Regions from separate parts of the Mus musculus genome. Here regions 1 and 3 are each linked to region 2. Evidence: chromatin contacts called from ENCODE Hi-C or POLR2A ChIA-PET data. All regions are on one chromosome and are shown on one strand. Each heading gives the region's core, a stretch centred on a gene start or an enhancer-like site at or near the end of the contact. The rest is flanking DNA. Distances are from core to core; before and after follow the strand shown. Region 1 holds the start of Nfic (nuclear factor I/C). Region 2 holds the start of Tbxa2r (thromboxane A2 receptor). Region 3 overlaps Nfic (nuclear factor I/C).

Evidence for each region. Hi-C counts contacts between places; a loop is a spot of excess contacts on that map. ChIA-PET counts read pairs that join two places held with the same protein, here RNA polymerase II (POLR2A).
Region 1: a loop to region 2 is called in a map of T-helper 17 cell, with 2.4 times the contacts of the local background. The contact joins the promoter of Nfic here to the promoter of Tbxa2r in region 2. A Hi-C loop is called at or near these places in 1 of 37 maps with a recorded cell type or tissue (T-helper 17 cell). POLR2A ChIA-PET finds 5 or more read pairs at or near these places in 4 of 5 experiments (Patski and embryonic stem cell).
Region 3: a loop to region 2 is called in a map of heart, with 5 times the contacts of the local background. The contact joins the enhancer-like site here to the promoter of Tbxa2r in region 2. A Hi-C loop is called at or near these places in 1 of 37 maps with a recorded cell type or tissue (heart). POLR2A ChIA-PET finds 5 or more read pairs at or near these places in 4 of 5 experiments (Patski and embryonic stem cell).

What each region holds. Positions count from the first base shown.
Region 1 is chr10:81,424,611-81,428,494 of GRCm38, reverse strand. It overlaps Nfic (nuclear factor I/C), which reads left to right and starts at 1,322. Exons shown (of 10, transcript NM_008688.3): 1 at 1,322-1,419. The coding sequence starts at 1,390.
Region 2 is chr10:81,327,352-81,331,698 of GRCm38, reverse strand. Tbxa2r (thromboxane A2 receptor) reads right to left here and starts at 2,996. Exons shown (of 3, transcript NM_001277265.1): 1 at 2,782-2,996.
Region 3 is chr10:81,404,709-81,408,690 of GRCm38, reverse strand. Nfic (nuclear factor I/C) reads left to right here. Exons shown (of 10, transcript NM_008688.3): 4 at 282-356; 5 at 462-585; 6 at 1,012-1,136; 7 at 2,477-2,602; 8 at 3,683-3,867. Among named protein-coding and RNA genes, the nearest start is that of Gm16104, 2.9 kb to the left of the region's middle. Within about 2 kb of position 2,673, at least 2 of the 3 ENCODE cell types and tissues checked have a DNase peak (open chromatin) inside an H3K27ac peak, as active enhancers do; they include heart, where a contact is called at or near this core.

The DNA.
Region 1 (3,884 bases), core at 73-2,572, 98 kb before region 2:
GGGACAGAGCCACACATGCACACTATGCATGCATTGAACCTGCTGTGTGCTGTCCCTAATATAGGGAGGTGATCAGTATGGGCTCATGTAGCCCAGGCTGGCCTTTGGCTTCTGACACTCCTGCCTCTTCATCCCTGCTGGGATGACAGGTGTGGGCCCTGGTGTCCTGGACATCCCAAGGGCGCGCATCCAATCTGACAGGTGGTTTGGTCAGTATCCGTGGGTACTCCTAATAGTGTCACTCACAGGCATCTCCTGGGGTATGGACCAGGTGGCCGGTGTGCCAGGCAGGCACCTGGGACCCGACACCCCAACCAGTGGTTTCCTTCTCTGGGCCTTGGCTTCACTGGAATTACAGTGATAACGGATTAAAGCATCTTACTGCTCTGTAGCACACTCTCCCCCCAGCCCTCACATCCCATGTCCTTGGGTCCCTGGGAGAGAAATAATTGAAAAAGGCCTAGACTTGTGAGTGGACACTGGTGGCCGGGGTGGGGGTGTGCAGGCTTCTTCAGACGCTGCCTTCAGAAAGGTGATCTCCAGCTGGGCAAGGCCCAGCATACCTGTCTTCCCAGGAGGCTGAAGTAGGAGGATCCAGAGTTCAAGGTCATCTTTAGCTACATAGTGAGTTCAAGGCCAACCTGGGCAACATGAGACTCTGGCTCAAAAATAGTAATAATTAAAAGAAAGGAAGGAAGGGAAGAAAAGAGAAGAAAAATGAAGTTAGTTGGAGTGAGATTTCCCTGTGCCTCAGATTCCCCAAATATGAAATGGGCAGCCTGGACACTGATCTAAACTTGGGGACCTGGTTGGCCTGGATCACCCCACTCTGCTCTTTATCACACAGTAGTGTCAGAGCCTGGCCTGGCCTTGAGTCCTGCACCGCACCCTTCCCAGGGACCCCATACCTGCTGCTAGACCACTTATTGGCTTTTTAAGGGAAAGCCTCCCACACTGGTCCCCCTCTACCCTACTGGCAGTGGCCACTTTGAGGGCACAGGTGAGGGGACAGATGGAGTTTGGGGTACAGTTGGGGGCAGAGGCAGGCTGCTGCAGGGACTCAGGTGGGATGTGGGGGGCAGCTAAGGGCTCAGCCCCATCTCGTGGACCTGATCGCTGTGTCCTCCTCTACAAATGGATAGCTCTAGAGGGAGGGGACTAGGGGGTCCGCGTGTAGAGACATAGTTTGTTTGTTTGTTTGCTTGCTTGTTTGCTGTCGGCGATTTCTTTGAAAGTTGGATGCGGGCGGCAGGGAGGGAGCGGGGGCGGGCGAGAGGCGGCGCGGGGCGGGGAGGACGGCGGAGGGAGGAGCGGGAGGGCGGCTGCAAAAATGACTCAGTAAGTTCGGCGGCCGCTCGGCCTCTGCGCCTCCGGTGCCAGCGCCCCGGGATGTATTCCTCCCCGCTCTGCCTGACCCAGGTACGCACCCCGCTCCCGGCCTGGCCCCGGCCCGCACCCCGGCTCCACCTGGAACCGCATTCTTGCAGTCTGGAACCTCCCCTCCGCAGCGGGGGTGGGAAAAAAAAAGCGCGCGCGTCCTCTCTACCCACCCTCTTCCAGGCCAGGGTGTTCCTGGCATGGACCTGGGGTGCGGGCAACTCTTGAGATTGGGGATTCCATCCTCGTTAAGCTTGATTGCACACTTGGAACCCCATTTTCTGGGCCCCCACTTTGATCTAAATCGGCTGTTTTTGGAACTCTCTCTCGTCTTGGCTGGATGGGGGGGGGGGCTGGCGTCCTCCCCACAGCCCTCACCCTTTGCACCCAGGAAGTCTGGGTCCCCTCCAGATGGAGAAGAGAGTAGGTGTCCGCAGGAAGCACCCCACCCGCACGTAGAACGCTCCCCACCCGCCCGTAGGACTGATCTTGGGGTTCCCTGCTGCACTGTAGGTCTCCCTAGCTGTGCGGTAAAGGGACCCCTAGACTATTTGTTCGCGAGTTCTTGGTTTCCCAGGTGGCCGCCCCCCCCTCCAGCTGGCAGTGTCCCCCTCCATTTCAGGCCCACGTGTGCGCGCGAAGGGGGAGGGGCGCGCGAAGTTGGCGCGCGGGGGGAGGGGCAGTCTTGCGGGTGTCCATCGCGGGTCCCCCCCCTTCCCTGGCTCAGCTCCCCCCCAGCTCCGCATTGATTCTTGAATTATTGAGCCGAGCAGGCGCTGCCAGGCGGCTGGCGGGAGGAGCAGAGGCCAGGGCTGGAGGAGGAGGAGGAGGAGGAGGAGGAGGAGGAGGAGGAGGAGGAGGAGGAGGAGGAGGAGGAGGCCGCGGCGGCGGCAGGGGACTGGCGGACACTGCGTACTAGGTGGCCAATCCAGCACCTGCCCTGCTGTGCCCCTCTGGCTGGGTTCCAGCATCTGAGGGAGAGTGGGGAGGGGTGCATCCATCCCTCCAGGGGACCCCCCTTCAAGGAGCCCCCCAGCTGTGTCTGCCCCCTGGAATCATAAGCCTGTCTTTTCCAACTCCACAGCCTCTTGTGATTTTTTTTTTTTTTTTTTTGCTGTGTCTGCCTCAGTTTCCCCTGAAAGAGAGTGAGACATAGTGGTCTCCAGACTGTGTTGGTTCTGGGAATTGCAGTTGTCTGATGTCCTGAGGAGAACTTTGTGAGGGCCATGGTTGTTTTTGCCAGGGAAGACCCAGGTAGCCCATCTCAGGGACAGGATCCTGGGGTCCTCCACTCCTGCGGGTCCCTCCATCTTGGTAAGAGGTGCAGTTCTGTGATCCCCAGGGGAGACCCTCATACTGAGGGAACCCCAGCCTGCCCTACCCAGGGTTCCCTGGTGACCTTGGATAAATGCCTGCCCCTCTGCAGGCCTCAGTTTCTACTTCAAGTGAGATTTGAGGAGTGGGTCACCCCACAGCCCAGGGCAGGCGTTGCTCAGTTGCCGCCAGAGCACCGGCATTGGGATGTAATTGCTGTGTGACCCCAGGGAGACTGGAGTCTCTGTGCTGACTGACTACTGGTGGCTGAGAGGTCTGAGGCAGACGTGGCCGGCTGGAAGGCAGCCTGGGCACGTGGAATTCCCCGTCCTGGCCTTCTGGAGGCCTCCATCCAGGCTGCTGCTGGGAGCTGGGGGCGGGGGCAACCCCAGTGCTGGCTCCAGCCCTGAGGACTTAGTGTGGCCTTGGCCTCAGTTTCCCCCATAGGAGGGTGTGGGTCGATCTGGCAGGAAGGATGCCACCCCTGTGATCTCCCACTCACCCCCTCCTACCCTGAGGGAGTCCCCCATGGGATCTCAAGAGTCCCCTGAATTCCAAGTGTGGTCTCTCCAGCTCCACACAAGCCCAGGCTGGACAGAAGGACCCAAGGAGCAACGCTGCAGCCCCCCAACCTCTCCGCCCTGCCCCCCCCCCACATGTCACTCATGGTGTCTGCCTTGACCTGTCTCTGTCTCTGTCTCTCTGTCTCTCTTCACCCGTCCCTCCTAAATCGGCTAATTTTACAGCCAGGGTTCAGACTGAAATAACTCCTTTGCTGATCCAACCGGATCCTACCGGGAGCCTGGCCCGGGGCGGGGTTGGCCCTGATGTCAGTGTCCATGCCAGGGCACCAGGTGCCCAAGAGAATTCTGGGAGCTCCATGGGTCCCCTGTGCCGTCTGTCACTCTGGGTGGTGACTCAGGCCCCTTTTCACTTTTACTCTCTGGAGGAAGCAGCCGTTACTTCCATGAATCCCAAGCTGAGGTGTCCCCTCCCCCTCCCCCTTCCTCCTTCCCGCCCTCCCGCCCCACGTTAGTTATTCCGGGTTTGGGGCCAAATCCCTGTTGGCTGAGGTTGAGGATTCCCTGGGCCTGAGCTGAGGCCACCTCCCTCCTCCATTCATTCCTCCTCATAGCTTTGCGGCTCGCTGCTTCCATCCTGGCAGTGGGGAAACTGAGGCAGTGCAGGGTTGA
Region 2 (4,347 bases), core at 1,747-4,246:
GCTGGGGGGGTTGGGGGAGCAGGGCGGCTGAGAGGGGATTCCAGCAGAGATTGGTGTGAGACAGGCGGGGGTTTTCGGGGAGATGCAGAGACAAACATCACAGAACCGAGGTTGCGTAAAAAGTGAGACTGTTCAACAACAAAATCCTTTGCAACACCCAGAAGGCTGAGGCAGTAATTTAAGGTACACAGGGAGATTTTAAAAAAGGAAGGAAGGAAGGAAGGAAGGAAGGAAGGAAGGGAGGGAGGGAGGGAGGAAGGGAGGGAGGGAGGGAGGGAGGGAGGAAGGAAGGAGAGAGAAAAGAAAGGAAAAGAAAAAAAAGGAAAGGAAAGAAAAGGAAAGGAAAGAAAAGAGAAAAGAAAAGAAAAGAAAAGAAAAGGAAAGAAAAGGAAAGAAAACCAGACAAGTCCAAGGCCAGAGACCAGAGACAGGCAGTAGCCTAAGTCTGACAGTCACCCAGTGTTCCTGTGCAGCCCAGGCTGGCAATTCATGCTGATCCTCCCTGCCTCAGATTCTTGGTGTGAACCATGTTTGCCCTTTTTTCTTAATTTTTTGTTTTTTTTTTTTTTTTTTTTTGTTGTTGTTGTTTTGTTTTTAATTCACATCATTCATTTACGTGTGGGGGTGTGCAAGGGCACATGCACAGTCCAGTGTGTGTGTGTGTGTGTGTGTGTGTGTGTGTGTGTGTGTCAGAGGACACTTAGTGGGTATTAGTTCTCACCTTTCACCACGTGGGTCTTGGGAGACTGAACTCAGACTGTCAGGCTTGGCTGCAATCACCTTTACCCACTGAGCCACATAGCTAGCCCTTGGCTTTCTCTTTCTCCCTCCCCACCTCCAGACCCTTCTTCCCTCCCATTGAGCTCCAGGGTTTTAACAGTTGGCCACTCAAGGTTTGGGATGCATCATCTGTTCTTGCCCCCAGATCCCCACAGAGAGCCTCAGTTTTTCTTCTGGTAAAGACAGCTGATGCTGAGAACAATTATTTCTGGCACCTACATCTGGCACACAGTAGGTGTTTAATTTATGCAACCCAGAATGCTCCATGCAGGTATAAGCAGCCTAGTAGGTGCTGCTTCCACGATCCCCTTAGGAGGCCTTACTACAGACCACTGCCTGGCTGGGCCTGCACCATCCAGAGGAAGATCCAGGGATGAACCTGAGGCTCAGGGATGAGGTCAGGGTGGGCGGCCTGGTGGATGGCATAGCCCTGCCTCTGAGGTGCTCTGCCTATCTCTGAGTTTCAGTGCCAGGACTCATATGCTCCCTTTCTCAAGGTGGGCGTCATTGGTGGTCAGCCCCCTGCTCTGTCCAGTCCTTGACCCAGCCTCACCAAGGCCACCAGGTCCCTCACAAGCCAGCTCTTTGGAGACAAGCATCAAGGAGGGATGGCTTTTCCAGCCCCTTCCTTCCTCCCCTGGGGTTCAAGTGATAATGGTGAGCTCAAGTTGCCTAGGCGAGACTTGAGGCAGACCTGGCAGCCTCCCACGCTGGCCAGCAGCCCATGCTGTGTGGTCTCAGGAGACTTACTTGGCGTCTCTGCGCCCCATCAGGTTCCACAGCTTTGGAGCAGGGAGCTTTGGGCCTGGGAATTTCAAGGCTCAGGAATTCTGTTTGTCCTCATGCAGACTCTGTGTAGACCAGGCTGGCCTGGAACTCACTGAGCTCCATCTGCCTCCAGCTTCTGTTGGGGTGACAGGCACAGGCCACCACACCCCAGCTTTGGACACCAGGAAGCAGAAGGATTCTGGAACCCTCCCACCCTGAGTCCCTGGGATGTGGGATGGTCCTGCGTTCCTGAGCCATGTTCCCACCGTTGGGGGTGGAAGGCAGTGGTATTCTGTCTAGGATGGGGCCTCATCCTTGTATATGTGTGCCCTGGGACGCTAGAGCTCATTCCTTGAGGCCCAGGCTGGGTGGCTGAGTTCCAGCCTTGGTGGAATGTGGTGTGTGGCTGGGCTCTGCAGGCTAGGCCCCTCCTCCTTCTCCCAACTCCTCCATCTGCAACAAGCCTCCCCCACCAGGCCTCAGAGCAGCCTGGGCTCCCCACACCTCCATCACCCATAGCCACGCTACACAGCCTCAGTTTTCCCCGTGTAACGAATTTGCCTTCCCTGGTGACTTTCTGCTTATGAGCTCCTGAGGCTGAGCCTTGGCCGCAGCTGTGCCCAGTGGGCTGTTCTGCCAGCACCCCAAATACCCAGTGTGCATGCCCACAACCCCACAGACTCAGGTTCACCTTCACCGCATGCTGTTCCCCCCACTGCCTGCTTCCTGTTTGTGCCACAGTTCCAGGGTGCAGGTGTCATCCTGTGGCAGTGGGCTGGGGGAGGGGCCCCGAGGCCTGTTTTCTGGCATGTTGGATGGATGCCCCTCTCTGGGTAGGACATGTGCCATCGAGATGTGACCCAGGTTCTGAGCTGAGCCTATGTGAGTACAATCACCATGCCCAGCTCCAAGCCACACACTGTAGCTCCCAGCTCCATTCCATCCCACCCCCAACTTCATCACTGCCACAGCATCTTGGACTGGCCTCACCCAGACACAGGAAACCAGTGTACCCACGTACCACCAGGGAAACTGCACTTGCCCAGGCTAGACCACCGGAGTAAATGTCACACCACAGGATCCCCTTCAGGGAACTTTGGCACCTGGTTGCTATCATTCCCCCCTGTAGGCAGGCCACAGCAGGGTTGTTAGTGGATCTGGGTTCCCCAGGATCTATGCAGAGGCTTACCTGGGTACAGTGGTATAGTCACAGTAGGGAGGCAAGGGACTCACCTGTGCTGTTTGTACCTAGGTGTCCTCTGTGGTGTTCCAGGCCAGGCAGAGAGAGCAGGTAGGGGAGTTCCCTGGGGAAACCAAGTCACGTTGGTTGAGGGGAGGCCCCAACAGAAGCCCTGGGGCCGTGGGTACAGGGGAGCACTGGAGACCCTCAGGCGTCCAGGGCTGGAGGGATGGGACTGTGAGGCTGTTTCCCGTCCCGCCCTGTCTCCATCTGTCTTTCTGCCGACTCTCGTCAGCCCCACCCCCTGCGCTGGCGCTGGCCTCGCCTCTCAGCCGCTAGGGTGGGAACCAAGCAGGGCACAAGGGTGACAGAGTAGAGAGAGACATCAGTTGTTGAAAGGTCAGGGACCCAGAGGGAGGCCATGTGGGAAGAGCTGGGAGGCCAAATGGGGCTGGTCCTGACACAGCAGCAACTAACCTTCGCCAAGGCTGTCCAGGAGCCTTCCAGGGATATTGGGTCAGCAAGGCCAGCTCCAGCCTGACTGCAGGGACCAAGAGCTGGAGGGGAAGGAGAGGGCTGGGGTAGGGGAGGTGTAAGGTCGGAGACCAGGCTGTCCTCTAGAGATGGAGCAGTCTTGGGGAACCCTCCCCTGCAGACTCACTGCCTGAAGCCCTGACAGTTGCCCAGGATGACTGAGCCAGGCAGGGGTGTTAGTCCTGTGCCTAGTAGCTGGAGGAGGGGGGCCTGCGTGGAGGAGGTGACCTTGGGTCTCTTTGGCCCTGACAGGTCCTGGTGGGGATTGAGATGCCTGGCCTGGCTGTGACCTCAACCTCCCAGTTCCATAGTCTGCCCAGGGTCAGCCAGACTCTTGTCAGCAGCAGGAAGCCCCTTGCCTGCTGCACCACCCCCACCCTTCCTGCCTTCCCACCCATCCCAACACTAGGTCCTGACCCTGACTGGCCTCTACCCCCGTGAAGTTTGTAGTTCCTCTGATTTCCTAGCTGGGCCTGCCCTGTCTATCCATCCCATAAGCTAGGGACAGAAATGGACACAGATCATCCCACGTTTCTGATCTCAGGCTGCTGAGGCAAAACAAATGTCTTTACCTTCTCAACATTTGGCTAGGTATCAATACTGTGGGTGTAAGGGGTATGAAGATTGGGTTTTTTCGGGGGCTGGTGAGATGGCTCAGCCGGTAAAAGCACTGACTGCTCTTCTGAAGGTCCTGAGTTCAATTCCCAGCAACCACATGGTGGCTCATAACCACCCATAATGAGATCTGATGGCCTCTTCTGGTGCGTCTGAAGACAGCTACAGTGTACTTATTTATAATAATAAATAAATCTTAAAAGAAAAAAAAAAAAGCCGGGCGTGGTGGCACACACCTTTAACCCCAGCACTTGGGAGGCAGAGGCTGGTGAATTTCTGAATTCGAGGCCAGCCTGGTCTACAGAGTGAGTTCCAGGACAGCCAGGGCTACACAGAGAAACCCTGCCTAGGTGTCCTGGCAGGAATGTTTGGTGGTGAGGGTGAGGAGCTGTGGTGGGAAGAGGATCTGAGGCTGCTCTTGATGTGGATGGGTTGGGGTGGATGAAACAGAGAGGTGGTTGTATGTTCTT
Region 3 (3,982 bases), core at 1,424-3,923, 77 kb before region 2:
CGTCGTAGCTACTTCCAGCCCTGTGGCACTCACACCACGTCCCCACCACAGCATAGAGCGCAGATCCCAACGGACTGGTGGGTAAAAAACACTTGCTGCCAGTGAGGGGGACGGATCATCCACGTGACCGCTGAGCGTGAGTGCAGATGTCATGTGACCATCAGGGCTCAGATAGGGTAAGGGGTTGCAGGCCCCTCGTGAGCCGTTACCCTTGCTGCAGGGACACTATGGAGAAAGGAGGTGGCCATCTCGGCTGACCTCTGACTCTGTGCTCTTTCCAGACACCACAGACTTCCAGGAGAGCTTTGTCACGTCAGGTGTGTTCAGTGTCACGGAGCTGATCCAAGTGTCTCGGAGTGAGTGTCCCCATCCTCAACCCCTCCATTTTCAGGGTTTGGGTTGGTCACATGGGGCTACGGGACTCCGCCCTGCCCCCTCATGGGATCCATCTCCTTCTCCAGCACCTGTGGTGACCGGAACCGGACCCAACTTCTCACTGGGAGAGCTGCAGGGTCACCTGGCATATGACCTGAACCCGGCCAGCGCCGGCATGAGAAGGACTCTACCCAGCACCTCCTCCAGTGGGTAGGTGCCAAGGTTACCCTGCTGGGTACATCTGGTCTCAGCTCCCCCACTGTCCCCTCCCCTTCTCACTTTAGCTGACTTACTGTTCTGTCTGCAACACCTGTTTTTACTTTACAAGTGGGCGGATAAACTATTTATCCATCAAAACTTAGTTAATTAGTGCCCTCTCCCCGAGCCCTGGTAGGCCACTGAGTCCAACAAATTTCTCCTGAGATTTGTGGGACAGAGAGCTGATCATGTGATGTGTTTCCCATATGACAGCCTGCAAAGACACTGGGGTGCCCTCTCGCTTCTGTCCCGGTGTCTCTAGCAAAGGGTAATTGACAGGATGCGGTCCTGTGATGACTCACCCTACAAATGGGAAGTTAGCCAACTCCTCCACCATCTCCGTGGTAACCACCGGACTGTTATCTCCGCCCCCTCCAGGAGCAAGCGGCACAAGTCGGGCTCGATGGAAGAGGACGTGGACACGAGCCCCGGCGGCGACTACTACACGTCGCCCAACTCACCCACGAGTAGCAGCCGCAACTGGACGGAAGACATAGAAGGAGGTAAGACCAGAGGCACAGTTAGGACCCACGCACCCGTGGCAGGAGCTAAGCTAACATTGCAGGGCCTCCAGGGAGTTGTAGTCCAGCCGTGTGTTACCTTACTGTAAACTAGATATTCCAGCCCGAACACTGCAGGTGCCATAAGTAAGAAGCAGGTCCGAGTCGCAGGGTCTCCTGGGAATTGTATACCTCGTCCGGTAGCCAAGTCCGGAAACTCGGCGTTCCCACAGCTTTTGGTTCCAGGTGCCCCCCTGGGCATCTCAGGACCTCATCTGCGCACCCCTGAGATTGCAGCCCACAGGAGTCATCGAGCCCAGCCTGGCAGCCTCTTGGTCACGCCAGCCTCTGAAGCCTCCGTTTCCACATTTGCAACACCCCAAGGCCATTCTTGAAGCACCGCGGGTGGGGAGGGGTGGAGTCGTAGGTGGGGAGGGGTCTAGTCGCCCACAAACCCCAGCTTGGTCCCTGCAGCGCTGTGAGACACCCTCCCCCCCACAGCCAGGGGAGCAGAGTCTCTGGTTCCAGTCAATGTCTAGGGCAGGGATGGGAGGGTCCAGAGCTCTCCACAGGCTAGGATGTAGCTGGGAGAAACTGAGGCCTGGCTGGTGGGGGTGGGGCACATGGGGGGTGTGGGGACCTCGCCTGGCACTGGCAGGCCCCGGCGCCAAAGGCTGGACATAGACAGGCTGCCCTAATCCACTTAGTAGCCCTAATGAGCCTGTAATGGGGACAGTCTAGACAGGAAGGGGTGTGAGCTGATGCTGCCCTGGGGGACCGTGGATAAGACGTCTGACTGGGGAGGTCAGGAGGACTGACAGGGACAGTGGGGCCCTGCGGCCACATTGGGTGCTGCTCCTAGAGACTCTGACCTCATCCCTTGTAGTCTGCTTCCCGTGTCACCCCCAAGGGAGGCAGGTGTCCACAGTTGTCTTTCCCCCCTCAACCTGTGATGTGTGTTTGCTGACATGAGGGTGGTGAGAGCAGACTGTAGTTGGTATCCCAGCACTTGAGCAGCTGGGGCAAGAGGATTGCAATGAGTTGGAGACTAGTCTGAGCCAGTGAGGTAGGGGACAAGCATCTGACTGTGGTCAGCCCCAGCATCAGTCCCCGAGGGAACAGAGAAAAGTCTCTGAAAATAGAAGGAACCTGCCGTGAAGACATGTCAGGGCCTTGCTCCTGTCTGTGGCTGTGTATTATCTACTGTGCCCTCTCCTGAGCCACTGGAGGACATTCTGAGTGTCTCCCCCCACCCATTCCCATGTACAGCCTTGGGCTTGGGGGGTATGTGTGGCATCACTTGCTGCCCTTCAGAGATGGAGACTTGGGTCCCCTCCCCACAGGCATCTCATCCCCGGTGAAGAAGACAGAGATGGACAAATCTCCATTCAACAGCCCGTCCCCCCAGGACTCCCCCCGGCTCTCCAGCTTCACACAACACCACAGGCCGGTCATCGCGGTACACAGTGGTGAGTGTCACCTGTGGGAGGCGCAACTGTCACCAGCACAGCCACGAAAGGGCTGCAGGTTTCTGAGCACGGCCTGCCCTTTGGTGATGCAACCTGTAGGGGGCGCCAAGTGTCACCTGTAGAGTGAAATAGAAGGATTGTTTAGCACCTGATTCCAAGCAGCTACTTCATTAATTTCAGATCTCTGCATGCCAGGTTAGCCATACTCTGTGATCCTGATAGAGCCCAGCAAGGGGAGAGACACGATCATGTGACCATCTACCGCAGGACTGGGAAGGGGTGGGCGGCCACTGTGGAGAGAGGACTTAGTGATGCCTGATGACACTGGGATATTACACAGCTGTGAACAGGAGCAAGGCTCTGACATCCCACAGTGTGGAGGGCCTGTAGGTTGTATTTCAAGTATGCTCTGTGACGGGAAGTGTGTGTGTAGGGACACTGGAGAGACAGGAAGTGGATTCATTGGAGGCCTGGGAGGGGTAGAGCAGATGTCACAGCATAATGTGAAGGTAGTGGAGACTATTGGACATTTAGTTGTAATCAGGCAACACCTCACTTTGTAGCTCAGGCTGGCCTTGAACTCATGGCAATCCTCCTGCCACAGGCTCCTGTGTACTGAGGAAAGCTCTGTAGACTACACCCAGGCTCTGTATTTTCTTATTTTTTAAAAAGATTTATTTATTTATTGTATGTAAGTACACTGTAGCTGTCTTCAGACACACAAGAAGAGGGCATCAGATCCCATTACAGATGGTTGTGAGCCACCATGTAGTTGCTGGGATTTGAACCCAGGTCCTTCGGAAGAGCAGTCAGTGCTCTTAACTGCTGAGCCATCTTGCCAGCCCCTGTATTTTCTTTTGTGTGTGTGTGTGTGTGTGTGTGTGTGTGTGTGTGTCCTTTTTCATGGTTTACTGCCTGGCTCTTTGTGGAAAGGGCCTGTGAGGCACAGAGCTGCACTCACCCACCAGCCATCTGCTCTGCTGGGGACCACTATGGCATCCCTTAAGCTGAGGCAGGAGGATAGCCTGAAGTTCCACCCAGACTGCGCATCATGAGAGTTTGGGGACTGTCTGTCCACAGGCATCGCGCGGAGCCCCCACCCGACCTCGGCCCTGCACTTCCCTGCCACGCCCATCCTGCCACAGACAGCCTCCACCTACTTCCCCCATACGGCCATCCGGTACCCGCCACATCTCAACCCCCAGGACCCGCTCAAGGATCTGGTGTCCCTGGCCTGTGACCCGGCCACCCAGCAGCCTGGACCGGTGAGTGCCGGCCCTTGCTGGTCGGGATGGGGCAGCCGCAGTCACCGTGAGCAGCCTGGCGGCTCCACTAGCTGCATGCTCTGGTAGTAACTTATGCCAAACACAAGACCACGAT